2 separate regions of the Mus musculus genome follow, and region 2 is linked to region 1. The links are chromatin loops, found by intact Hi-C in ENCODE. Cell type or tissue: heart. All regions are shown on one strand. Each heading gives the region's core, and the rest is flanking DNA. Links, peaks and the distances in the headings are about the cores only.

What was found. Hi-C counts contacts between places; a loop is a spot of excess contacts. Peaks named below come from ENCODE experiments on the same cell type or tissue, not always from the same donor. Only the 100,000 strongest peaks of a DNase experiment are listed, where the experiment ranks them.
Region 2: it touches region 1 in a loop (2.4-fold over the local background); 6 of 42 quality-filtered maps call a loop at or near these places.

Annotation. Positions count from the first base shown.
Region 1 is chr15:82,259,083-82,276,036 of GRCm38, forward strand. It overlaps Septin3 (septin 3), which reads left to right and starts at 9,720. Exons shown (of 12, transcript NM_001368785.1): 1 at 9,720-9,985; 2 at 12,351-13,783. The coding sequence starts at 12,370. Gm52180 (a long non-coding RNA gene) reads right to left here and starts at 16,362. Exons shown (of 3, transcript XR_003951511.1): 1 at 16,032-16,362; 2 at 13,262-13,539; 3 at 6,457-6,634. It overlaps 1500009C09Rik (RIKEN cDNA 1500009C09 gene), which reads left to right. Exons shown (of 2, transcript NR_037697.2): 2 at 483-1,664. In heart, for the core only: a CTCF peak has its summit at 7,465 (motif pointing right); no DNase peak of the experiment used is centred there; H3K27me3 peaks cover 915 bases.
Region 2 is chr15:82,334,767-82,345,228 of GRCm38, forward strand. It overlaps Naga (N-acetyl galactosaminidase, alpha), which reads right to left and starts at 4,060. Exons shown (of 10, transcript NM_008669.4): 1 at 3,986-4,060; 2 at 3,472-3,548; 3 at 2,621-2,756; 4 at 2,004-2,175; 5 at 1,077-1,254; 6 at 731-825; 7 at 20-181. The coding sequence starts at 3,487. It overlaps Pheta2 (PH domain containing endocytic trafficking adaptor 2), which reads left to right and starts at 6,413. Exons shown (of 2, transcript NM_177391.4): 1 at 6,413-6,505; 2 at 8,293-10,462. The coding sequence starts at 8,516. The coding sequence ends at 9,295. It also overlaps the pseudogene n-R5s41. In heart, for the core only: a CTCF peak has its summit at 4,321; DNase peaks (open chromatin) are centred at 3,335, 4,175, 6,485, 7,505 and 2 weaker places; H3K4me3 peaks cover 4,284 bases; H3K27ac peaks cover 5,283 bases.

The DNA.
Region 1 (16,954 bases), core at 3,760-11,759:
CTTCTATCTGAGAAAGCCGAGGCCACTTGTCCGAGAGCATAGACGTTAGATGGGGTCTGGAGCCAGCGCAGCTCTTGGCTATAAATCCCTTTCTTTCTTTCTTTCTTTTTTTTTGGTTTTTCGAGACAGGGTTTCTCTGTATAGCCCTGGCTGTCCTGGAGCTCACTTTGTAGACCAGGCTGGCCTCGAACTCAGAAATCCGCCTGCCTCTGCCTCCCGAGTGCTGGGATTAAAGGCGTGCGCCACCACGCCCGGCTATAAATCCCTTTCTTGAAGGATGAGTAGGAACTGAGTGTCCTCGTGAAGAGGTGCATGCTGAAGGGGGAAGACCTGAGTCGCTGAATCACCCTGAGGTCTGCTCGGGTACTGTCCTTCACTCCCCTAGGCACGCCCCATCTGATGATGGAAGGAGCGCGGCTCTTTCTTTCTGGGTGGTTACTACAAAGGAGCTTTCTTGTGTCCTCCTGTCTATGTCTTGGCAGCCAAAGCCTGCGCGATGCCGCACTTTCTGGACTGGTTTGTGCCTGTCTACCTGGTCATCTCCGTCCTCATCCTGGTGGGCTTTGGAGCCTGCATCTACTACTTCGAGCCTGGCCTGCAGGAGGCGCACAAGTGGCGCATGCAGCGCCCCCTGGTGGACCGTGATCTCCGCAAGACGCTGATGATGCGGGACAACCTGGCTTTCGGAGGCCCAGAAGTCTGAGACTGCCTGGGTACCTGAGACGCTCCAAGCTGACAGAGGGACGACTCCTTTGATCTTTCCACCCACCCATCTGCAGCCCAGTAGAGGTCCTCGTTGTTCAGGGGAGCCCCTTTCTGTAGAAACCAGGCACTTGAATCTTATTTGCTGCTGTGGGATCAAAATCTCAGAGTTGAGCCCATTCACCCTATGCCTTCCCTTCCTAGCTCTGGGGACATCCTCCACTAGCCCTCCACTAGCCCTCAGTGCCTTTGTGCTGTCCTTCCCTCTACCACTCTACCTGGAGTCAGGTCTGACTGTCCCACTGAATTCTGAGTTGCTTTCTGTTCCCATCTCTGTTGCACAGCTGAGCTGGACAGGCCTCAAAACTGTCCCAAGACAAGAATCTAATTCAGAAGGATCCTGGCTTGGTATAGATCAGCCCCGCTCACCTCTGAGAGGTCAGGCTTAGAATGAGTGACAGTGTATGGTGGGGGTGTGCAGAAGGGTAAGACTTTGGGGAGGGTGTGCCTGTATGTGTGCACACATGTGAGGGGGGAGGGAGGGAAGGGGGGAGGAAGAGAGGGAGGGAAGGAGGGATAGAAGGAGAAGAAGAGGAGGAGGAGGAGGAAGAGAAGGAGAAAGAGAAGAAGAGGAGGAGGAGGAGGAAGAGAAGGAGAAAGAGAAGAAGAGGAGAGGAGAGAGTGGGGCCCCAGGCAGAGCAGGCAGTGGTGGGGATAAAGTGGGCCAGTGGGAGGACTGTCCACAGCAGGGTCCACCCTTACCGCTAGGCTGCCCACACTTCCTTTCTATCCCATGCTGCACTTCCAGGGTTGAGCTTAGCCCTGCCTGCCCACTCTGGAAGCTCCTCTTGTGTGGAGGTTTCATTACTTGACTTTGCACACAAATTGGCAGCCTCCCTCAGTCTGTCCTGCTGCGGCTTCACTTGTGCAACGCTAATAAAGGTTCTATGGCCACCTTTGCAGACCAGACTCCTACGGTTGTCTCTGTTCAATGCTCTGATGCAACGCGGGGCTGCAAAGGCCCTGAGCCATATGCACAAGCACAGCACAGGAGCGGTGGCTTCTGGAGCAGAAACCCATCTCCCCGGGGAGCTTGGGCAAGAAAGGGAGGTATCAGAGAGCATTGTCAACTCTGGTCCTTTACAAGGAGTTAACAAGGGTTCAGGCTCTCTAGAATCAGGTGGATCCTGTAGGGATTTTTTTTTTTTTTTTTTTTTTGAGACAGGGTTTCTCTGTGTGTTCCTGGCTGTCCTAGAACTTGCTCTGTAGACCAGGTTGTTCTCAAACTCAGAGATCCACCTGCCTCTGCCTCCCAAGTGCCCAGGCGCTATAGGATTTGTCCCCCCACCCCACCCCCCTCACCTTAGAGATGGGAGCTGGGGCCTTATTCATGCTAGGAACGGTTTCTACCATTGAACCACACCCCACTTCTCTCTGACAACTTTCTAGACTTGCTTCTGTGCACCTTTTTAACCAGCCATTATTCTCTCACTATGGGAGCGACAGTGAGCTACTGCCAGCTTTTCTAATCCCTGCCTTCCCTTCCCTCTGTCATCCCATCAGGGTCTCCTTCAGCCCAGGCTTATTTTAGATAATTGAGCTGACGCTGGACTTGAACTCCTGACTTTCCTCCTGCCTTCACTTATCCCTCATCCTAGGTCAGGTCCATTTTGAACCAATTAGCCTAATGTGGCTCAGGATCCTACACATGGTCCAGTTTGGGTCTGGGCCTTTTAATCTCAAAGATGAGAGGAGAAAGACCACCCCCTCAAATCGTCATGGCCAAGTTAATTAAAGCAAGCTTTTTAAAAATCATACGCACAGGCTGCATCCCCCTAAGGAGGGATTCAAGAGGTCAGCATTAGATGCGAAGACGACAAGGCTTTGTATCTCAGGGGTAGGGGGTTTCTCAATGGGAGAAAATTGGCAGGGTTACAGGAGCAGAACACAGCCATCAAAACAAGGCGATCCCAACCAACAGGTAGTCATAATAAGATAGTGATAGAGGCCATATAACCTTTAGGATTGCAAGACAGTTAAAGTATCTTTTGAAACAAAGACATGGTTGCTGTTTCTTGGAACAGGCAGCAAAGAGCCATTTGTAGTTAAAGTTACAGGTGGGGCATAGCTCAATCCTTGAGAAACAGATTTAATCATAAACAGGAGTAAACCTAGTTTCTCTTTACTATAAATAAGATGGCTTTTAAGTCTAAGATGGAGGCAGGCTGGTTTTCAGGCTCACTTGGACTGACAATGTGCCCTGGACTTGAGTTGTCTCAGAACAGGGTAGCTTTCTCAGAATGTCTGGAGGGGAAGACAGATTCCAGAAAGAACACTAAAACTCACCCCTAGTCACCCTGCCTTATCAGACAGGTCCTTTGGGAGTAGACTGGGCTTGATCAGATGAGCCCCAATGTGGCCTGCAGGCAAGGTTGGTTTATTCAAAACAGTGTTTTGAAGAAAAAAAAGATGCAGTTGGTTGCTAGCATTCACAAGTCAGGAGGTTTCACACTAGGACCTCATTTCTGACGCCTTTAAAAATAGAATTCAAGGCACTCTGGGTCTGAAGTGTGAAATTCCTGGCTCTGAACATGACAATGTGTCTGACTGGGATCCGATCAGAGTCTCTGAGGTAGTCAGGCTCTCAGAACAGCTGCTGCCTCTGCCCAGTGTCCACCACCAAGTGTTCCATAGCCAGGAGGGTTTGGGGATTCATCGAGCCTTCTGAGCTCAGATCTGGACCTCCTGCCGATCTCACCGTGGGCCTTGTTTCATAAATGAATTTTCCATATCTGATCTTTCCAGAAAGAACCCACGCCAGTTTCAAGTAGATCCCTCTCGTGTATCCTCTCATCCATCGCGTCAGGAGACGCGAGCGGTCCTCAGCTCACTGTGGTGCAAAATGTCAGTTATGGTTGTTCAAGGAACAGTACATGGCCTGGGCTGGGTAGCTCTGTTGCTTAGAATGCTCACCTTGTGTGCACAACACTTTGTATACAATTATTATGCTATACACTGGCTATAATGGCTTATTCCTGTAATTCCAGCATTTGAGACGCAGAGGCAGGAGAATCTTGAAATACTTATTCCTGCGGTAATACTATTATTACTGTCCCCGGGTTTCCTGCCAGCCAGAGGGAAAACAGAAGCAACAAGGAAGTACCACTACCACCATCATCATCAATCATCATCACCATCATCACCATCATCTTCATCATCCTCATCATCACCATCCCCACCACCACCACCACCATAATCATCATCACCACCATCATCACCACCATCACCACCATCATCACCACCACCACCATCATCATCAATCATCATCACCATCATCACCATCCTCTCCTCTCCTCTCCTCTCCTCTCCTCTCCTCTCCTCTCCTCTCCTCTCCTCTCCTCTCCTCTCCTCTCCCCTCCCCTCCCCTCCCCTCCCCTCCCCTCCCCTCCCCTCCCCTCCCCTCCCCTCCCCTCCCCCCTCCCCCCCTCTCGTTTCTCTGTGTAGCTCTGGCTGTCCTGGGACTCTCTTTGTAGAGCAGGCTGGCCTTGAACTCAGAACTCAGGGATTAAAGGTGTGCACCTCCACCGCCTGGCTTGACATCTGTCTATTTGCGCATCATGTCTGCTCAGCTTCACTGGTGGTCGCAAATGTTAAGGAAGTCATGGGGGAAGAAAATATTATATAACCATGAAGTGTTGTTTAGCTACAGAGGCAGAACCTACTCTGACCCCACACAAATCCCAGCTAGAACATGTAAAGAACCCACGTTGCCCCTGACTGCAAAGAGCTAAAACAAAAACAAAAACAAGGGCTGGAGAGATGGCTCAGCAGGTAAGAGCACCAACTGCTCTTCCGAAGGTCCTGAGTTCAAATCCCAGCAACCACATGGTGGCTCACAACCATCTGTAATGAGATCTGACTCCCTTTTCTGGAGTGTCTGGAGATAGCTACAGTGTATATAATAAATAATTAAAACAAACAAACAAACAAACAACAACAACAACAACAAAAACAGGGTAAATGGAAAGATAGCAGCGGTCAAAGGTGAGGGGAACTGAAAACATGACTGAAGAAGCCCCGAGTCCCCACAGGGGGCTGTCAAGGAAGGCTTCCCCAAGGAAGTGACCAGGATGATGGGTTTGGAAGGTTGCATAAGAGTTTTCCGTGTAAGGGAAGAGGAATATGCCAGGAAAAGCTGTGATGTCCCTAGGGTACCTACTGAGAACTGGGTTGTGTCACGAGGCCAGAGCATGGAATACAGTTGTGACTGGTAGCGGGGGATTGGAGCGTGGCTTTTCCTTCCTTCCTTCCTTCCTTCCTTCCTTCCTTCCTTCCTTCCTTCCTTCCTTCCTCCTCCTTCCCTCCCTTCTTTCCTTCCTTCCATCTTTTCTTCTGCCCCTCCACCCCCTCAACCCCCCTTTGTGGGTGTTGTTCTTTTTCCAAGACAGGGTTTCTCTGTGTATCTCTGACTGTTCTGGAACTCCGTCTGTAGACCAGGCTGGCCTTGAACTCAAGAGATTTAGCTGCCTCTGCCTCCCAAGGGTTAGGATTAGCCTGTGCCACTCACCTGGCTGGAAGGCAGCTTTTCGAGGCAGTTTAGACCTAGGAGAAAACCCGATGAGCTTGTAGTTACCACTTCCTTCTGACCCCATCGGCAACTTATTCCTGCCCTGGTTTGTGTGTGATTTTTTGACGTGCCATGGAGAAGTGTCTCAGCATGGCGGCCAGTAGCCTGGTTTTGGCAGGGAACCCTGGAAACCGAGATTGCAGGGGATTTTTTTTTCAGCTGCTTTAGGAGATTTTGTGGAGTCCCAGGGGCTGGCAGGGCTTGCCAGAGTGGGTGTGTCTGTGCTCAGCCCAGAGCCAGAGGACAGGGAATTAGCGTGTGCAGGGTCCTGAGTGGGAACGGCTGCAGTGTTCGAATTCCAGCTGAGAGGGCAGGACAGGCTTCTCTCTGTTCCTCCCCCGCTGTTCTCCTGCCCGAGCTCCAAGGCTAATAGAGGCCAAAAGAGTAGCTTAGAGGGAAGTGTGGAGGCTTTCAGCGCCCTTGAAAAGTGGCCACCAGGAGTACCTCATGGGTGTGGTGACGCACACCTTTGATCCCAGCACTCAGGAGGCAGAGGCAAGTGGATTTTCTGAATCAGAGGAATTGAGTTCCAGGACAGCCAGGGCTACTTAGAGAAACCCTGTCTCAAAAACCACAACAAAGAAACAAGAGAACAATGGCTGGGAAAATACTCCATAGGTGAAATGCTTGCAGCATAAGCATGAGCTGGCTTCCCAACACCCACATAAAAGTCAAGTGTACCTGTACCCTCGGTAGGACGGAGGCAGAGACGGGAGGGTCCCTGGAGTTCATTGCGCAGGCACCCTAGCTAAATCAATGCGTTCCATGTTTATTAAGAGATTCTCTCAGAAAACAAGAGGGAGAGTGAGGAAGACACCAAGCATTGACTTCTGACCTCTGTATGCAGGCAGATATCCATGCATGCACAACATACACATATGTGCACGTACATGAGCAGGTACACATGGTGGTCACAATCTGGGTTAACAATCTTTCCGGGGGACTTAGGTAGGCAGACCTTCTCCCTCTCGCCCACCCGGAGTTAAAGTATGGAGATCTGAGAGCCTAGCCCATGCTTTGGACTCTGTGTGACTCTGGCAAGACCCTCTCTGGTTTTGTGGCTTTGAGTAGCTTCCCACAGGTTTTTGGCAATCGAAAGAAACCATGGGGGTAAATAGACAAGCAAATAGATTAAAAAAAAAAAAGATTTATTTTATGTATATGAGTACACCATTGCTCTCTCCAGACACACCAGAAGAGGGCATCAGATCTCATTACAGATGGTTGTGAGCCACCATGTGGTTGCCAGGAGTTGACCTCTGGAAGAGCAGTCGGTGATCTTAACCGCTGAGCCATCTCTCCAGCCTGAAAATAGAAATTTTAAGGCTGCAACTGTGTGTGTGCAAACGTGTGTGTGTATGCTTGTGTGTGTGCATATATGTGTTTGTGCATGTGTGTGTGTTTGTAGATCTGTATGTTTATGGCTGAATTCAGCATCCTCTACATGTTAGGCACACCATCCACCACCAAGCTGCCTACCTCCAGAGTCATCGGTTTTCATAGCTCCCATAGAGTGAGGGCAGTGTACAGTAACAGCGCTGGGCGAGACTTGAGGCTCCCCGAGGTCACTCTCAGCCTGAAATGTGTCCATACCACTGCTTACCAAACAGTCCTGGCTCCTCAGCTCTCAGTGTGCCATAGAAGTTTACCTTCCTGCCTTCTAGTAATGGGCGGCTCATCCAGCTTGTTCTGGCCAATGAGTTCTAATTAAATCAAAGCCATTAGTGGCTGGCAAGGGGATTCATTAATCTGCAGTTTGTCACAACCCCTGGCAATAATGACCTGGAGGGCCCTAGAGCAAAGGTGACGTGGGACATAGTTGGTTCATGGTGTTGTGGACAGGAGCCATGAATGAGAAACTAGTTCTTAGTGTCACGGCCTCTAGGGTTTTGGAAGTTTGTCACCCATGCTATCTAAGCCTACCCCTATTATAGAACAATGTGGGGCCCAGAAAGACAAAGAGATGTTCCAATTCACGTGGCTGCAGAACACACAAGTTTGAGAGGTATCATAGCACGCACTCTTTGTCAGGGGGGCCACCGTAAAGATTGGAGTGAAGGTGTCTGTTTTTGGAGGACCCTTGAAAGCGTCTCAGTGTTTGGTGGGAAAATGCACAGGTGCACAGTACCATTTCTGGCCACTAGAGGGCAGCTGGACCCAAGTTTGTAATTGAGGTGGGGCTGCGGCAACCAACTCTGCTAAGCCCCACGTTTGGAAACTGTGGGTGGCCACCAGAAAATAAATGTGGGAGTGGAGAAAACTGGGCAACAGCAAAAGCTTTCTTTTTCTTTTCTTTTCTTTCTTGATAGTGTTTCTGTGTATAGCCCTGGCTGTCCTGGAACTCACTTTGTAGACCAGGCTGGCCTCGAACTCAGAAATCCGGCTGTCTCTGCCTCCCGAGCGCTGGGATTAAAGGCGTGCGCCACCACCGCCCAGCAGCAAAAGGTTTCTGAATGCACAACAACCCTGAATCATCGAACTCAAAATGAATCTGGGCTGTTTCTGCCAACTCTTGTGTGTTAGTATTGAACGTTCGATGTGCACACTTTGACCGACGCATGCCATACACTGCCGAGGAATACCACCTAAAAGCTCACAGACGCTATGGTACATTGTAAATTGCAATGTCTTTGCTGCTAATGTAGAAACATGATGGAAAACGAAGTCAGCATTTTCCTCCAGTTGCTCCTTATTGGCTAAGTAGAAACTTAGCTCAGTCCATGGCTGTGCATAAACCAGGTGTGGCAGAGCCCGCCCGTAATCGCAGCCACCATCACTGGAGGCCCGAGGACACCAGTTCAAGGTCATTTTTGGAAGTTTAGGGCCAACTTGGTATATGTAAGACCCCATCTAAAACAAAAACATCTGCTTCAGCTGCTGTCTGGAGTTTCAGAAGAAGACTAAGGGAGATCTGACTTGGGAGTAGGGTAACACATTTCTAACAATTTCTGAATACAGGCCATTTGCTATTATTTTAATTTATGCAAAATGGCAGTCTGAGCATTGCCAATGATACAATCAAAATATCCATCAGTTCTAGGAAAAAACCCACTGAAACAGCTAAGATTTAGTTTCATAAAAACAAACGAACATCTCTACCTCATTAATATGCAAATTTGCCTTTGTCTTTAACAAATGGTAAACTTTTACGTGTACCAAAGAATTATTTTAAAATAAATTTCTTTTTTTCAAATTAATGTTATCTATTTGGTGTTATTCTGTTTTGTTGTTTCTGTGGCTCTGGGGACTGAACTCAGAGTTTTATGCACGTCAGCCGGGAGCTCTGTCACTATACCAATCCCCAGGCAAAATGGATCAATTCCTTTGAATTATTCTCAGTAAGTACTCGATGTATAGGACTGTATTCTATACCTATATACATGACGCTGAGTACAAATGTCTCGGCTACAGCGGCTGCAGATAGAAAAAATGACAAGAGGTTTGCTCAGAGATGGTCAGTCAACCCTGGAGGGAAAGGAGGCAGACCAGCAGGCGAAAGACAGAGATGGATGGGACGCGGGTCTTGCTCTGAAAGGAGGGAGGCGGGGTGGATTCTAGATCTTCAGGCTGGAAGAAATCACTTCAGGGCATCTAATCTCTAACTGAGAAGACAGCTGAGAACTAGGAGGGTTTTGTTATTGTTGTTAGGTTTGGTTTTTTTGTTTGCTTGTTTTTTTCCGGGACAGGATTTCTGTGTAAAGCCCTGGCTGTTCTGGAACTTACTGATACCGGCCTCTACCTCCTAGTGCTGGGATTAAAAGTGTGTGCCACCACCTCCTGGCCTATTGGACAGGAGTCTTATAATGAGTGGTCAGGCAAGGAGAACCCAGGGCCCCTGACTTCAGCCCCACCCAGCTGCTTGATCTCCAGGAGGTAATAAGGCAGTGTAGGCCCTACAGAGCCGGCTCCCCAGGGTGTCCAGGCTGATTTTGCCACCTCTTTCTTTTCTCAGGGCCTCAAAACATGTAGGGAGGGGAAAGAACTCAGACAGCGCCCCTCCCCCTCCACTGTGATTGCTTGCAGGTTGCCTGGTAACCAGGGCATAGCCAGCTATGGCAACCTAAGGCTCAGAGGGATGAGAATGGGATGAGAAGAGAAGAGGATCCTGGGCCCACACGTTCATCATTCAGTCACTGTGAGAAACATGCTGAGTGATTCTTGTTAGGCCCTGGGACCCAGAGAAGGATAAGATCTGCGTCTTTCAGGACTTTGCTGTCCAATATGGTAGATGGACATTCAAATGAAATAAAATTGAAAAAAAAAATCCAGGTCCTTGGTCATCATAGAATAGTGGTAAGTGCTCGGGAGCCGCCTGTGGCTGGTGGCTATTTTATTGGACAGTGGACACATAGAACATTTCCATTATCACAGAAAGTTCTATTGGCCGGCCAGAAGCTCACTCGCCAAGGCGAGCAGCTCACAGGAAAGCAGGCCAGAGCCCCCAGTGTTGTGGGGTATGGCAGAAAGGAAGTGGCAAGATGATGGGTCGAGGACATGCCAAGAGAACGTTGGGCTTGGCTCCTGGCTCAGAGTGAGTGTTTAGGGCACGTCTGTGGCCTGCACTCTGTGGCTGAGATGCTGTGCCCATCTGCTTACGGGCCTGGCTTTGGCAGAAGACTCTGAGTTTCTCCAGCCTGGCTCAGTCCCTGGCACAGAGTAAGTACCCAGCCAATGGCGTCTCTTCCCACCACGGTCCTTCTCATACTATCATGTGACAGAGCAGCCTGGTGCTGGGGAACCCAGGAAAAGGTTCTTAGCCCAGTGGCCACAGGCTGCTGAGGATCTGCCTCACCAGAGACAGCTGGGGTAGGTCTGTGGATTTCTTTGAGGTCTGGCCCGGGGCTGGCTAGCTTCATACCCCGAGTCTTACTTAGCAGAGGATCTGTCTGAAGCAGGATGGGTCTCAGAGAATGGATTTGAAGGGTACAGTTGTATACACAGAAATCCCAACATGAAGCACAACCGCAGGAGCATGGACACAGATGGCCCTGGGGTCAGCAAAGTCTTAGGTGGTTGCAGAGGGAAAGTGGGAGGGCATGAGACAAACAGGGACATCACCGTTGGAGTAGCTCAGTTCTCTCTTACTGGTGACACTTCTCAAGGGTCCAGTCTTGGAGACAAGGACACATGGGTTATGTGCCATCCCCTCCCTAGGTGGCTCTGCGCGTATAGGGCAGCTCAGCTGGCTGACGCCCATAGCTCTGTAGGATTCCAGAGACTCAGAGCAGCCATTCACTGCCACCCACTCTCAAGAGGCCAGAGCCTCCCTGCCCGGAGCCCAGTCCAGCGAGAGGGACAGGTCAGGGGAGAACTGGGCCCTCAGCTAGTGGACTATGATCAGGAGGCTTAGTGAAAGCTCAAGAGAGGACCCAGAGAAGAGAGGTCTCTGAGCCCGGCCACATGGCTAGCCTCTGGGTGCAGAGGAGTGGGTGGGGTCTGCAAGAGGTCAGCTTCCTTGACTGAAAACCACCGGCTTCTTTTCTGTCTTCTGATCCAGGTAGGTGTGCCTGCCTGTTTGTGTGTGTGTGTGTGTGTGTGTGTGTGTGTGGGTATGTGGGGAGGGTAGAACCAAGGTGTTCACAGGACACGGGGCTCACTGAGGAGGCAAGGATCTAGTGACACAAGAACAAGGTGACCTCAGGAGTTCTGGTCCTTGGGTCTGTGGCTAAGCGAAGGGTGAACACGGTGTGCCCAGGTGCATGTGGTGGGAACAGTGGGCAAGAGAGGTCAGGGCGGCAGGGATATGCCTAATGGAGAAGAGGCAGAGAGGCTGGACAGTTGAGAGAAATACATGGCCAGAGATGATAGGCTAAAGCCATCCCTTAAGGCAGAACAAGAGCCCCCTTGCATCCTGCTTCTCCTGTTCCAAACTTCAGAGAGACGGATGCGATACCACTCTCTACTGGCAGCCCTCACCTCCCCCGCCTCTCCCCTGCCCTCCCCCCCCCCCCCCCGGCCAGTCTTGGCCTGTGGTGTTGAAAGTAATGGAGATAACTTTGTCCCAGAGGCAGCACCAGTCAGCCCCCTGGGGACCCTGGAGACCACCTTGGGGAGTATGGTTCGACTACCTGTCAACCTGTCACCTGTCAACACTGGATCATCGAGCTGGGGACCCCCTTTTCTCTCAACTCCCTGCCCCCAGGCAGCCTTTTCCAACCTCATCCCTGACCCACTGCCCAGACCTCAGAGTCCTTCAGTCACGCCCCACGGATCCAGTACTCTCAGATCCGTTCCCAACATTTCCCCTTTCAAGCTGTCTTTGAAATGGTTGTTCCTAAGAGCAGCGAGCATCAAGTTATCTTGCAGGACCCGAACAGCTTTGCAGCCTCTCCTGGACCCTGTTCACCTTCAGCCTTATCTCTACTCTGCCAAGCAGAGCCTGGAAGTCCTGTGCTGGGGCTTTCAAAAGGAGGCTCTCCCTTCTCATCTGTGGGCTGTCCTTAGGAGCTGCCTGATGCCAGGCACAGTTTCCTTCAGCTGACATCCACCCTATTCAGGCTTCCCCCAAATGTCTCTCACCAGCAATACTCCAGCTCAGGGGCTCTTTCCTAGTGGGGTGCAGGGACTCCCGGTTCAGACTCTGTTCTCAGGCCACCTGGACATCCCACAGTCTCTGACCCAGATACCTGGACTCTTGTTTTCATTGCTATGGTGGTTTCTGCAAGAGACAGGCAAGATTGCCTTCCTCCAGAGTCCTTGAATTCATATGTAACCTCCACAGAGCTGTCCAGGGAGAGCATCCACCCTCCGGAACCAGGGAAAAGAGACAGCTAAACTCCATGCTGGGTTCTCTGATGTCAGGGGCAAGTTGTTTGATGGCAGTGCCTATAATGTGGCTGCAGACTGGGCAGCTGTATGAGGTGTGTGTCAATCTGCAGCAGGTGGAAGCTGTTGGGCCATAGGAAAACACAAACTCCCCTAAGGCCCTCACGCTAGGTTCCCTCAGGCTGGCAGCGCCACCTGCTGGTTGAGAGCTGAGACTTTGTCCTTGTCCCTCCCTCCTCCCTTGTGATTGCCTTAGGGAAAGCTGGACAGCCTGGATGAACCACGCCTTCGCACCTGCTCCTCCGGAGATGCAGCCACACAGGGCTCCAGGCCCCAGAACATCTTTCTCTCACAGCCACATGCTGGGGCACCACACCCACCAAAAGCTCACTGCAGATGTGTCCCCCCTCATCCCTGTCATCAAGAAGACTGGGCGTTTGGATGCCTTCCCCCAAAGCAGTGTCCTAGAGAATTCCAAACAGCCAAGCATTAGATCCAGGGCCTGTAGTATGTCCCAACAGGGCACTGCCACGGGGTCCCTGAGTTCCATGCCTCCCAATAGCTTTATGCCCAGGAAACTCAGCTCTATTTCCTTAACAATACACCAGAATGTCCAAACGCGGCCCTTAGATGCCTCACTTTCTCATTGGGAAGAATTGCCCAGTTTGCACAAGGAGGCTGTCACCCACAGAGAAGGGAGGCTGTCTGCTTCAAGTTTGCCACTCATGGCTCATGTGCCACAGGTCAGGACCTCCTCTGAAGGCCATGGGAACCCAGAACTTACCAAAGCCAGCAGAACACCCACAGGGAATAAACCTCTGGTGTCTTCATGCCTGACTTTACCTTTCCAAGCTCAGTTCATTCAGAGTTCGTCAAGCCTCCCGGGGCCAGGTCCCATGGGACAAGTCCCTTCCAGAGCCTCTCCAGGAAGAGGCAAGTGCAGGCCCAGGGGTATTCCCAGATCCCGAGCATACCTCCAAAGGGCTACCTCGGCTGCAAATGTGTCTGTTGTGAGCACAAAACTAGATAAAGCCAGACATATAGGCACAGTGGCTCTCCACAGACCGGAATTGGCTATCAATATGCCTACACTAAACCAGTCCAGACTGGTCAGAAGCGCAGAGCTTCCTGTTCTGGATGCCAGGATGGACCTGGCCACCAACTTACCTGTAGTATCCAAGTCAGGAAAAGTGACAGACTCAATTGCAGCAGGCACAGCCAGGGATTTAGCTAGAGCAGTGACAACCAAGTCAGGCCAGGTTCCGAATTTGGTAACTGCAGCATCAGACAAGCAGGAAAGTGTCAAGCTTTTGACCACGGGGAACTCAAACGTGGCTTTGCCAACATCGGATGAGGCCAAGCAGGGCATAACCAGGTTGGACACAGTCAAAGCTTTGGCCAGAGCCACCGTAGGCAGGCCGGACACAATGACAGATTCTCCTGCACTGGAGACAAGCAGACTAGGTACAGCCATGGATTCAGTTGTGCTGGTCTGCCCAGACCCAGCCAGTAGTGAGACCAAGCCACACACTGTCAACAATGGGACTATCAGAGACACGGTTACCTATGCTACCTCTCCTCAAAAGCCGAGCAGAAGCACAGACCCAGCCCAGGACCATGGAGCTGTGGGTGCTTCCACAGACAGCCTCAAGGAACCCACCTCGCTGGACCTGGCCCCAGAACCCAAAGGTAAATGCAAGAGCTTGGTTGGGGGAAGATCTGCTGGTGGGTGAGCAGGGATGCATCCAGCTCACCAGGTTATGAAAGAGAGTGGGGGCTCTCTGGTCAGAATTGAATAGGTGGCAGAAAAGGGGGCAGGGGTTGAGGGGCTGAAGGACACTGTCAGGAGGAAGGCTCACAGCTGAGGATATGCTAAGTCCCCTTCTTGACCAGGATCTATGCTTGCTGCTGCCGCTGCTGCTGCTGCTGCTGCTGCTGCTTCTTCTTCTTCTTCTTCTTCTTCTTCTTCTTCTTCTTCTTCTTCTTCTTCTTCTTCTTCTTCTTCTTCTTCCTCCCCTTCCTCCTCCTCCTCCTCCTCTTTTTTTTTTTTTTTGAGACAGGGTTTCTCTGTATACCCCTGGCTGTCCTGGAACTCACTTTGTAGACCAGGCTGGCCTCAAACTTAGAAATCCGCCTGCCTCTGCCTCCTGAGTGCTGGGATTAAAGGCATGCACCACCACGCCTGGCTCTATGCTTGTTTCTTAGTTCTCTAAAAAGTCAGGATAATTGGGTGATTTGTAGATGATTCCAGCTTTAAGGAAAGTCTATCTGAGCTCGAGGCCTCCCTGGTCTACAGAGCAGGTTCTGGGATGGCTAGTGCTACACAGAGAAACCCTCTCTGGACATCTCCCCACCCACCCCGCAAAAAAAGGCTAATGAGCAAAAACACAGAATTGCTACTTAAAAGGAATGTCAGTGACTGGGAGGTAAAGGTGGAAGGATAACGTTCACAGCCAGCCTTACCTGGAAGTCTTGGCTCCAGCTCTTTAAAGTTGGAGGTGTGTGTGTGTGTGTGTGTGTGTGTAAATCCTATACATGTCTATAAACAGGTCAGCACAAGGGCTAGAAATTCTATGGATGTCTCAGCTCAGATTCTGGGTCAGGAGAAAGGCTTGGGAAATATCCAGTCCAATTCGTGAGCTGAGTCCTCGGCTCGTCAGAGCCTCTCCTATCCCACTGTGCATGCGGCCTCCGTTTTCACTCTTTGCGGTGTAACCCCAGCTCTCCAGCTTCAGCTCAGCTCTCTCTCCTGAACTCTGCTGGACTACTCCCCCTGGGTATCTCCAGGACATGTCCAGAGGCAGGGAGCCCTTTTCTTCTAGAACCAGCTGCTGCCCTCCCCCATCTTGCTCAGCTGCAGGAACCATGGTGATGGGATTCCCAGGTAACCAGTCTTCCTCATTTTCTTCTCCATCCCATTCAGTCTATTCCCAATTTGACTTATGTACCGTCTCTGTCCTTGACCATGTTGCTGTCCTGGAACTCACTATAACTATGTAGATTAGGCTGGTTTCAAACACCATATATGTGTAAACTGTACATACAAATATACATATATAGTTTCTATGCAGCCCTGGCTGTCCTGGAACTATGTATGTAGATTAGGCTGGTTTCAACCCACAGAGCGCTCTAACCTCTGCTGGGGATTAAAGGCGTGCACAGCCACACCTCGCAGCTGTCGCTACTATGTATACTTCTGCTTCTTCCCTCCTCTACAAAGCTGCGACAGGCACTTAGTTATTTGATGGCAGAAGGTAAAAAAAAGTCTCACTATCCCCACCCCTAACCCCACTGTGCAGCCTGCCTCTCCACTCTCTTAGATGGGGCAACCCTTGTCTGCCATCTTTCTTGCCTCAGACCAGGTTCACGTTTTGAGTGTTCTCTTACACACAGCGCTCTACCCACTCCGGGCTTCCCTGCCCGCGTTGCCCTTCACGGAAAACGCCCCTTTATTCTTTTCCTCTCTTCTCCATTTGCCTTTCCATTGGCCCTCACCTGTCCCAAATCTTCCATTATATCTCCATGATGCCCTAGCACCCGTGCGAACCAACTTTCTGTTTTCTCTATTAACATCCATAAGCTTTAAGGTCAAGGAGGTTTGGTCATCCTCAGTTCTGTGTTCTCAGGGTTGATCAACTAGCAATGCATCAAAGACTTTTTGGGTGGGTAAGAGAGGCTCAGGGAAGTTCAGGGTTATAGGGTTCAGCACCTAGGCTGGGAGCTGGGTCTGGAACCCAGTTCTCTTGATTCGGAGCTCAGTCAGCAACCGCGCCTGGGCAGAACCGCGGCGATCCAGCGCAATATCCCAATCACCGCGTGACTCACGCACGCGCACGGTCGCCGGCAGCTGCCACCAGCCTCCTGCGCCCTGGACCTGGTAAGGGGCTAGGGATAGGCTCTAAGGAGACAGACAAGGACTGGGATACAGGCACCTTACCCGGCCGAGCATCCCCAGCTCCGGCACCCGCTCCCTCGTGCTGGCGCGGGAGCTGCGGGAAGGGGAGGGGCCCTCGGCGAGGCTGGCCTGCGCGCGGGTCACGTGGTGCCGGTGGCAGCGGCGGCATCGGTGCGCGCGGGCAGGGGCGGCGCGGCGCCGAGCGAGCGGAGGCGAGGTCCCGGGCGGGCGCGGGGCGCAGGGGCGGCGCGGCCGGGTGGCGGGTCGGGCGGGTAGGCGGTACGGCGCCGAGGGGCGAGGCCCGGCTGCAGGGGCCGCTTGGCCCAGGGAGAGCCCGCGCCCGGCTCAGCCTTGCAGCCCCGCGCCCTGAGCATCTCCCGGAGGACCCGAGACAAAGGAGGATTCATGTCCAAAGGTAGGGCTGTCGCCTGGGCGCTTGGCATCGGCCTGGAGGAGGCTGCGGCCCCAAGCCCTACCAAAGGGAGGGTTTGCTGTGCTGAGGACCCCACGTGCAGTGTGACATATGCATGGACGCACGCACACCCGGTGGCACACACTTGGAAGCATAGTCTCGGGCAAAAGCCCACAGAGAAGCTTGGGGAGGTATGGAGACCCAGATGCTTAGGGAAAGCCTCCGCTGGGGCACAGCAGGGCACGCACACACACGCACAGCATGAACTCCGAGCTCGAGCTCGGGTACCAGACCACCTACAACCAGTAAGAGACCTGTGCGCTGACACATTAGTCAGTCCCCTCCCCCCACACAGAGACCAAGCACAGAGACAGGCACCAGCTGGTGGTCTCCAAGGGAACTATTGGCCTCCTGACTAGAATGGGGGAAGGGGAGTGTCCCAGGGCCCTTTGCTTCTTTTAATGGAGAAGGATTTGTTTCTTTCTTTTCTTTTTCTTTTTTCTTTTTTTGGAGCTGCCCAGGGCTGGAGCTGGGATGAACTGGAATTGGCTCT
Region 2 (10,462 bases), core at 1-8,000, 72 kb after region 1:
TCTTCTTCCAGGCTGGTACCATGTCTGGGTCATTCCAGTGCCCAGGACCCGCCACCGGCTGCAGTACATCCTGGTGTCTCACAAACCAGTCCAGGATGGACAGCACACTCTTCCAGGAGTCCTGGATGTCTTTATAGTTGCGCCAGAGATTGCAGACCCTGGAAACCTCGGTGTAGTTCACCTGAACATCAGAAAAGGCAGGAGTTAGCACCAGTCACCTTGCTGCTCAAGGGGTCACCCACCAGCTGGGGAGGCTAACAGTTGGAGACTTGGAATGAGGCAGAGAACAGGTTCTCATGGCGTGTAGTCTGGGAATGTGGCCCCATTTTGGGAATGCCCAGTCCTTCTCTCCATATATATAGGGGAGGGGGCATCCCCATCACACACACGCCCACCACCATGTGCCACATACATACCATACATACCCATTTCTTCAGTGACAGTGCCACCACCTGCCTCATTTAGGTTTGGAGGTCTGGGCCCTTCTGAGGCTATGCATGGTTTCATCTGCCTTCTGGGCCACCCAGGGATTCTGACCACTTGCCTGCCTTGGATGCAACCCCAGCAGCCTGATAAGCTGCCAGAGGCTATGGCTCAGTGACCTGGTCTCTAGACACCTACATATGGCTGTGTTGGCTACTCTAGCTGTGGTGGCAGCCTCCCAGAGGCCTGGCACATAGGAGGTGAGGGGGCATGGGAGTGGGAAGCCGTAGCAGACAGAATGGCTTACCTTGGGGGGTAGGCCCCCTTCATAGGCTGGCCAGCTGCAAGAAAAGGCAATGGGACGGCCCGTGGCGTTCAGGGCAGCAGCCATCTTGGGGTACCCTGCAGAAACCCCAATTTGGTGACTTGACCAGGCACAGGGGACAGCCTAGGACGTGCCTCCCTGTACCTAAAGGCTTACTTCCTGGGTGCCAAGCCTTAGGAGGTAGGTATGGTGACATAGCTACCTTTAGGAGGCCTGGGAGCTGTAAGCAGGGGTGAGGGATTTGGGACAACTGCCACCATTGTATGCAGACACAGCTCCACAGCTGCCGATCTCTCTCTGCGTCCCAGCCAGATGTGGATGGACTCACCCTCTGCACGTTCTCTGGAGCTGGAGAAACAGCCATCCAACTTCAGCATGTCCACCTTCCACTCCGCGAAGGTTTCCGCGTCCAGCTCCACTTTGTCTAGGGTGGTACCAGGGTAACCCATGCAGGTCATTTTGCCCATGTCCTCATAGATGCCCAGCTTCAGACCCAAAGAGTGAGCCTGCGGGGGTTGAAGAGACACGGCTCAAGTGAGACCCTCTTCTCAGGCACCTCTGCTAGAGCCCATTAAACTCTTAAATGGCTTCCAGGACTGGGGATGTAAATTAACTGGCAGAGTGCTTGCCTAACACATGTGAAAAGTCCTGGGCTCTCTTCCCCACACACTGCATAAACTGTGCATGGTGACATGTAGACGTGTTTGTTTGCTTGAGACAGGGCCTCTCTATGTAACCCTGGCTATCCTGGAACTCTCTATGTAGACCAGGCTGGCCTCGAACTCACATAGATCTGCCTGCCTCTGGAGCACAGGATTAAACACATGCATCACCATACCCAGCTAGCACCAGAAGTTTAAGGTTATCCTCAGCTACAGAGTGTTGGAGGTCATCCTGGGCTACACAAGACCCTGTCTCAATAAAGAAGAAGAAACTCTCAGTGGCTCCCACTGACCAAAAGAACCAGTGGCTGGTTTCTGCCAGCTGTGGCCACTTTTTCTCCAGCTGTCTCTTGCCTGGAAGCTTTTGCTACTGCTTCAGAGGTCCCACCTCTGGGATGGATTCAACCAGATGCCTCCTCCAGGGGACTGTTCTTTTTGCTAAGGCCCCTTTCTGGCTCTCGCCTCATTAGGCCAATAATATGTGTGTGTTCCTTTTTCAGTTTCTGCCACTATGCCGCATTCTCCATGGAGACTGTGATAATGAGTCCCAGGCCCTCACACTAAGTAAGGGGCAGGGCTGGAGCTGGACTTACATAGTCAGCTAGGAAGGCAATCCCGTGAGGGAAGCGCTTGGGATCAGGAATTAGGCGGCCTGAGGCGTCACGCCCACCAATCCAGCAGTCATCGATGTTGAGGTATACATAGCCCAGGTCCCGCCATCCATCCTGGGCCAGTCTGTCCGCCATCTCCATAAAGAGCCGTTCACTAGCAAGGGACAGTGGGGCTGTGCTGCTCAGTTCCCCAGGATGTCCCTCATTCCCGCTCTTTCTCTCTGCTCTGAATTCTGGCTATAAAAAACCAAGCCTCTACTGTCAGCTGAGGTGGGGCCAGGATAACAAGTGTAAATGACCTTCCAGGGTTAGGGTAGGGCGAGAAAGAGGTGGTCTGGCATCCAGGCCAAAGGGCAGGACTAGGCCTAGGGAAGCCTGTGGGGCCTGTCTGGCATTTTATCTTCTTTCAGTTACCTCAGAGGCCAAGTACACCTACTGAGGCCCCAAGCAGGTCATGGGGCTAGGTGTCAGATACATTCATTCTGACTCTGCATTTTTCTATTTAAAAAAATTTTTTTAAAATTTTTGCTGATGAGTGTCTTTCACCCACTGACCCACTGACCCCATTTTGTTGCCCTGGGTAAGCAGATCTTACTCACCTGATGCAGTTCTTCGGGTCCTCCACACAGTCGATGTTACAGCGGAAGCGTTCCCAGGCCAGCCAGCCCATGGGTGGAGTCCGCAGTAGCCCATTCTCCAGCATCAGTACCTGAGCCACCAGGGCCAGTAAGAGCACTGAGGGGGAGGTGGATGGTGACTTGTAAATGGTTCCTACAGCACCCCACCCCCCAACCCCAGTCATCACCTCAACCCCTCCAGCCCTTCAGCCCTCCCCAGGTACAGGCCAGTAGGGTTAGAGTTGCCTCAGCCTGTGAGTGCAGTCTGGGGGGGGGGGTACATGGGGCAAAGTAATGTATTCAAAAAGCTGTTGCTACAGACTGGGAATCAATGGAACGGACCCCTGAAGTCATGTCCTTGATATACATGAGACCAGATGCCCTCTTCCCTCCCTCCCTACACAGAAATGACAGTTCATTGTGGACTCTGGGTTTCTGAGGCCTTGGAGTTTTTGCTCTCCACCTCAGAAAGCCTCAGAAGGGCCTAAAGGGGTTGGTCAGGGTGGACTTGTACCCAGCTGCTCACCTACACAAGCCCCTTCCTCTTGGCTTTCAGCTTCCTTATATATAAATTACCACACCCACATGACAGGGCTGCTACAGCCCGCCAGGATCGGGTAAGATAGGACCTATACACTGGAGCAGGGCTGAAAAAGGAAGTGGCCTCTTTGGAGGGGAAACGATTCTGAGGTGTGGGGCATCTCCTTGATTTTCCTGGCCCAGCTCCAAGGAGAGGCACACTTCTCCCCACATACCCCCATCAAGAAAGAGGAGGGCTGGGGCTTCCTCGCCACAGTCCTCCCCTGCAAAGCCACCTGAGTAGGTGAGGGTACCTGTCTTCTGCAACATTGCCTTGGAGTCAAATCTCAGGACCCACTCGAATCTGCTCTTAGCAGCTTTATATGCTGAACTGTGGAAGATAACAGATGTTATGTATCCCACCGGGCATAGTGGGACCCACCTTTAATCTCAGCACTCAGGAGGTAGAAGCAGGAGGATCTCTGAGTTCTGGGCCAGCCTGGTCCACATAGCCAGTTTCAGGCCAGCCAGGGCTACTAGGTAGAGAGACCCTATCTCCGAAAATAAAAGTTACGGATTCCACATTTGGTCCCAAGTCGCTTTCACTACCCTCACACACTCCTTCCCTACCCTTTACTTCCCGGAATCTAAGCTCTTCTTTTAGAACTACAAATAGTCTAGGACACTTTGCCCAAGAGCGGTTGTGACTGGTTCTAGGAATACCAGGAAGAAGGAAGGCTATAGGCCATGTCCGGTTCCAGGTCCCCGTGTGGGTTCAGATTCTCGGTTCTTAAACATCGCAGGCCCAGGGTCCCCCTTGATTCTTACCCTCGCGCTCGCTCAGTCCGCGGTAAGCCGTGAAAGCCCCCGTGGCGGCCGCTTGTACCTATAGCGACCCGGGAGGCGGAATGTCACGGGACAACCCTTCTTGAGCAACCAATCAGAATCCCCTAGCAACGCCGTGCCCTCCCTCTATGCCCCAGCTCCCAGCCTCCAAAAGCTCCGCCCATCTAAGCTCGCGTTCTGCGCGTTCCCGAGGCGCGCTCCCGTGGGAAGTCGGCTTGGGCGCCCTGTGCGCGCGCCGCTGTGCCTCGGGTCTGGTTGGAGTCCTCCGTCCTCCGCCCCAGAGGGCGGGGGTGGTGGCCCGCACTGCCCGTGCTCAGTAAGTAGCTGTGCAGTGAATTCCTACAGAGGGCGATACCTTGCTCTTTTTTTGTTTGTTTGTTTGTTTGTTTGTTTGTTTTATTTTGTTTTGTTTCTTCGAGACAGGGTTTCTCTGTGTCCTGGAACTCATTCTCTAGACGAGGTTGGCCTCGAACTCAGAAATCCACCTGAAACCTTGCTCTTAACCACTCGAAAACGGTAGTGAAAGAGGCTGGGTGGGGTTTCAGCTCTCGAAAGGTCAGGAGGCTGCCCCCTCCACCTGACACCCAAGGGGTTGTTCGCCCACCCACTCCCCAAATGTATTTATTCATTACTTATTCATATGTTAAACACAGGCTAGGTGCCAACCACTATTTCTGGATGCCTTTACACCGATGATGATCATAGCTGTCCCCTCTCCGAATCTGTGCCATTTTCCTCCTATCAGGTAATGGCAAACCGACTTCTCTGCCAATCTTTTCTCTCAGCCTTTACATGCAATTGTCCAAAAATTGATTCCTGCCTTTAAATTCCACCTCTCATCCCACCCAGTAACGCTGGCCTCATTACATATTGCCTGGATGATTCGGAGACAGCCCTCAAGGGCCTCCTTTGTCCACCTTACTTCTCCAAGGCAGCCAAGGCAAACCTGAAAACTCAGCTCTGTGGGCTGGTAAGATGGCTCAGTGGTTAAGAGCACTTAGTGCTCTGGCAGAGCACGAGGGTCCGTCTCCAGACTCACATGCCAGGGGATCTGATGCCCTCTTCTGAACTCTGAGGCCACCAGGCATTCACATGGTGCACATACAGGCAGATAATCGGGCACACACTTAACCTAAAAAAACGAACCCAACCCAGCCCTGGTCTTGTCTCTCTGAAGTCTGTGTGATGGCTACTCTCTTAGTTTGGGGAAATGGTGTTTCTAAACCCCACCCTCTACCTTTTGACCCTATTCCCTGCCGTCATCTTCCTCATTGCCCTCCTTGTGGCCCCTCAAACACAGCCTTTGAACCAGCTGTGCCTTCTGCTTAGAATGCACTTCTAGATATGGGCATAGCCGACACCCTCATTTCCCTTAATTATATGTCCAAGTGAGGTCTACTCTGCCCATTCTTCTATTTAAAAACGGCAAGCTCTCCCCTCCCTCCTCAGGAAACTCATGCTGTATTCTCCCCTTACCCACCCTCCCGCGACCTTCACCTTGTAACACATTTACTCTAGTGGATACTACTAGTTGAAGAAAAGTTAGTGAACATTGCAGCCACCAACCACCACACTCCCCCCTTAAAACATCCAGCAAAATGTAGGGTATGCTTGTTTACATTGTGAGGTCAGGGAGGAGACCTCAGAGCGGACAGCTGAGACCTAAATGTCAAGGAGCTCTAAGTGGGGGTAGGGTGAGAGGGGAGGGCCGGCTGGGCTTCAGGAACTGCAAAGCAAGGGTTGAGGTGGGAATCCACAAAGCCCGTGGGCAGGCAGGCAGGCATTTGAACACAGTTGCATTCAGGGCGACTACGGGAATCCTGGTCTCCTATCTTATTAGTGCTTTCCCCGCAGCCTTCCCTGCAAGCCTATGGACAGACTCCAGGTAGAGCCTCAGGACCACAAGTGGACTGCAGACCTGCGTTGGTGGGTGATAGAAGCCGAAATGGCCAATATCTAGAGGCAGAGATGGGGCTAAGCCAAAGACTTGGTTGAGAACCTTAGCAGGGTTTTGCAGGATGTGTAGGAGCTCGCTTTAGGAAGCGCCCTATCTGATGATTTGTCTGGTTTGGCTCTGCACGCGCGAGAGGGAAGAGAGGGGCGGATCGGGGAGATACTGGATGGGCTGTAAGGGGAAACTTTTGGGGGAAAAAGAGCACTCCTTATTCTTCTTCGGTGTAGAGCTGGAGGCCTGTGGGTAGCCTGAGGTTGGGCTTGGGGTTCGAGACGACCCCTCACCGACGAGTCCTGTGGCGCAGGCAGGTCCCCACCTTCCAGGGCCTCAGTTTCCCTCCAATATGCGAGCCGAGGCGACTTTGCGGATCTGGAGGCCTGGTGGGTACTGGGCGGGGAGCGGCCGGGGCGGTACCCCGAGCCTCCCGGGCGGGGTCTCCCGGCTCCTGCGGCCACGTTTGCGACCTGGGCGGAGGCCGGGGTTCAGAGCGAGAAAGCCCAGGGGGCGACAGCATCGCACTCGACGGGCCAGGCCCTCGGGCGCCGGAGGTGAGAGCCGGTCAGGCGGGCTCCGGGAGGAGGTGACCAGGAGGGCGTGGCCGTGGACGTGGCTGGAAAGCCCGGGCGGGATCCAGGGGACCCAGGCACCAGCAGGGCTGCCGGAGGGAGAGACCGCGGCCGCAGGCGTGCGTGGACTCAGCCCCTCCTTGGGGCCCACAAAGGGCAGCGGCTAGAACAGCCTTCCTCTATTCCAGGCCTGCTTGCTTCTCTCTCTTTGGAGCCCTTCTTCCCCTCCCGCCTCCTGGCTACGTTTTTTATCACTCACTACTTGATTAATTCATTATTTATTTAATTGTATTTGCTTACGGAGTGTCTCTTTTGCTGGAAAGTAGATTTCAAGAGGACGGGGACCTAGTTTTGTCTACTGATGCATTCCTACAAATTCAGCAAGTCTGCACAGGGCTGATTATTGGCGATTTAACCACTCTAGATGTCCTGCAAATAGGGAGGGGAGGTGCGCGAAAGGGACAAAGCCAAATTCGATCTTTGGGTACATCAGTAATCAGGAGACTTCTCCCCAATATCGTGGTGACGGAAATCCCATAGGGACAGCCAGGAAATCTTAACTGCACTTAACTGACCTACCTAGCCCCAGGGAGCCCAGAATTACAGTCAAGAGACAGTGGGCCAAGACATACAGGGAACTTCAGTTGCCCTACGGGATGAGCAGATTATGAAAAGGAGGAGCGCTTCCGGCAAAAGGCTGCCCTTTTACTGGGGCCCTGAAGTTAGAACAGTTCTCACGTTCTCTGAGAACCCTTTTGCAGGCTCTCTGGAAACCATGTGGCTGAGCTGTGTGGTTAGATAAGAGGCCACCCTGTCCCCTTCTGTGACTCTGCTGATAAGTGTGTCACCAACAAGGCCCCACCTAGAAGTTATAAGACCAAGTGCTGACTCTTCCTCATATGACCCTTGCCAGTTCAGCTGTATAGGAACCTTGGAGCACCAGAATTTAGTGGCTATGTCTTCAGTGCCCCAGGACACACCGCTGGAGTTTACAGAGCCGGTCCCATTCACCCCTGGTCACCTCCTCCTTCCTCTGGTGCTCGTTGGTGTGATGTGGTTACCCCTAGGTGGTCTCGGTCACTGGCCTGTCCCTCCCCTGCCTCCATCTGGCTCTGAAATGTGGGCTGGATACCACTGGGGCTAGTAGGGGCTCAGGAAAGTCGTGGGCTCCCTGGAGGTTGAGCTTACACTTGCAGTGAGGGGCCCCATGTTTAGGATGTTTAAAGCACAAAAGTGTCTTTGGGCCTAGGGTCCCTTTCATCCCTCCCCAGGGGTTATTTCTTTGGGTTAAAAAAAAATGTCAAAAGGAATATCCAGGTTAGCCAGGGATATGGTATGACCCAGCCTGAAAGCCATGATTAAAAACTACAGCCATACCACCCTGAACACGACTGATCTTGTTTGATCTTGGAAGCTAAGCAGGGTCGGGCCTGGTTAGTATTCGGATGGGAGACCAACTGGGAATACTGGGTGCTGTATGCTTAAAACAAACAAACAAACAAACAAACGAACACCCAGAAGAGCTGGGGCTCCGTGTGCTCAGGGCTCCTGCCTTCAAAACCTAGCATGACAGAAGCTGAGCATGGGGTAGGTATGCAGGAAGAACTGGGCAGATGGGGACAGTCAGCTCAGAAGCTGAATTCAGATCAGACATCCTTGGCTACATAGTGAGTTCAAGAGCAGCCTGGGCTATGAGACTCTGTCTTCAAACAAACAAAGCACCATGTTGGGCTCTTCTCCTGATACAACTATTGTCTTTTTTGTTACAGTGTTTTGATGTCCAGGTTCTTTTTTTTTTTTTTTTTAAATTTTTTTGGTGACCCTTATAAGACTTTTGAGATGAAAGGCAAGGAAGACTAGTCCTTCAGCTGAAGTCTGAGAACTGCAGGAACATGGTCTGTAGGAGCCACAGGACTGGGCTGCTGGTCTTCTGAGCTGGGTCCTTCCCTGCGGGTGCTACCATCTCTCTATCTCACTGTTCTCGTGGGAGCCATGAAGCTGAACAAGAGGAGTGTGGCCCACTATGCGCTGAGTGATTCTCCGGCAGACCACACTGGCTTTCTGCGTAGTTGGGGAGGACCAGGTTCCCCACCCACTCCCAGTGGCACTGGCCGAAGATACTGGTTTGTTCTCAAGGGCAATCTGCTATTCTCTTTCGAGACTAGAGAGAGCCGGGTCCCGCTGAGTCTTGTGGTATTGGAAGGCTGCACGGTGGAGCTGGCCGAGGCTCCTGTACCCGAGGAGTTCGCCTTCGCTATTCGCTTTGATGCCCCTGGAGTGCGCCCACACCTGCTGGCAGCAGATGGGCAGGCTGCCCAAGAGGCATGGGTGAAGGCACTGTCCCGAGCCAGCTTTGGCTACATGCGACTTGTGGTGCGAGAATTGGAGAGCCAGTTGCAGGATGCCCGTCAGAGCCTGGCCTTGCATCGCTGTGCATCCCAGAGGGCTGTTGCCAATTGTAGTAAATCTCAGGCTCCTGACCACCGAGCTCCAGACCCTGAGAACGGCCACTTTCTCCCCAGGGACCGCAGTTCCATTGGTACTGTGGAAGAAAGGGGGATCCGGCCAATAGGTCGGGATTTGACCGAGTGGGAGTTACAGGGCCCTGCTAGCCTCCTCCTAAGCATGGGACAGAGCCCCGTGTCCCCTGAGAGCTCCTGTTTCTCTACCCTGCATGACTGGTATGGGAAGGAGATCATGGAGCTGAGGCGAGGGTGGCAGCAAAGGGCAAAAGGAAGCCAGACAGAGAACAAGTCACAGAATAGGCCCTGAGCCAGAGCCCTTTAAGCTATGGCCCTGTCCTGCTGGTCAGGATGCCGGGGTCAGAACGTCAGGGGTTAAATATTTACTCATTTACCAGGTTGCTCTGTGTGTGTGTGTGTGTGTTCCCCTGCTCTGTAGACTTTCTCTAGCTTCCAGATCCTCCCCTCTCGCTGGCATGAACTGAAGAATCATGGCTCCCTACTTATTTTCTGAGGTCTAGAAAGGCCAGGTGGTTGATGGGAAGATAATATAATTCAGGAAGTGGGGCTCTGCTCTCTAGCCATAAAGTCCAACACAAGAAGTCTTGGGCATCTCCATGCCAGAGGTGACAGGAAGTGGCTTGAAGACTGACATCGTTGTAGCTTGGGCAGGGCTCTCTGTAGGAGAAGGTCTTTAGGTGCTAAAGAGGGATTTGTTCTCTCTCCCGCTGCTGCCCTGTCCATGTATAGTGCTGGACATTGCCCGCAGGGAGGCAGGCAGCCTTTTATATAGAAGACCTGACCTGTCGTCATGGCAACTTGTAGGGACTCTTGTTACCTAGCCCGCTTGTTCCTAAGGCTTGTCTGCTGAGGGCTCTCATAGCTACTCTGTCCCGTGTCATTCCAAGTATCTTTTTCTTTAGCTCTAAGGTCAGATGGCTAGGTCTACAGAGCCAGAAACCAGGCCCGTCTGTCCCCTTTATATAGATGTAGTGACAGTGGCTGTGGCTCAATAGAGATGTATACCGTTCCCAAACAAAATTGGACTCTTCCTGACCTCCCTCCTTTCCCTATCTGGGGCCTTGGGCCAGCCTGACCCAAATCCAACAAGGCCTAAAGGCTGGATTTTGCCTCCAGGAGACTGAGTTCCATGGTTCCTCTGGTCAGGGCTATGTTTCTCAAGCCTGCTTGTAACCTCATAGCCAGCTGCCCTCACTGTACACACAGGTACCTTTGCTAAGTTTCTTGTCACAGTAGTTAGTGTTTGCTCTTTTAATAGTTTTGGTTTTTGGAGACCAAGTCTTTGTAGCCCACGCAGGTCTGGAACTCCTTAGCATGGCAATCTGCTGGGATTATAGATAGGAGTGCCACACCTCACTTGGTTTTGGTGTTTGTTTTGCAGCAGGACCTGGTGGAAGGCCTGTTAGCCTCCCCTCCCCCCTTCCCTTTATAACCAGAACGGTAAAGTTCCCCGGTT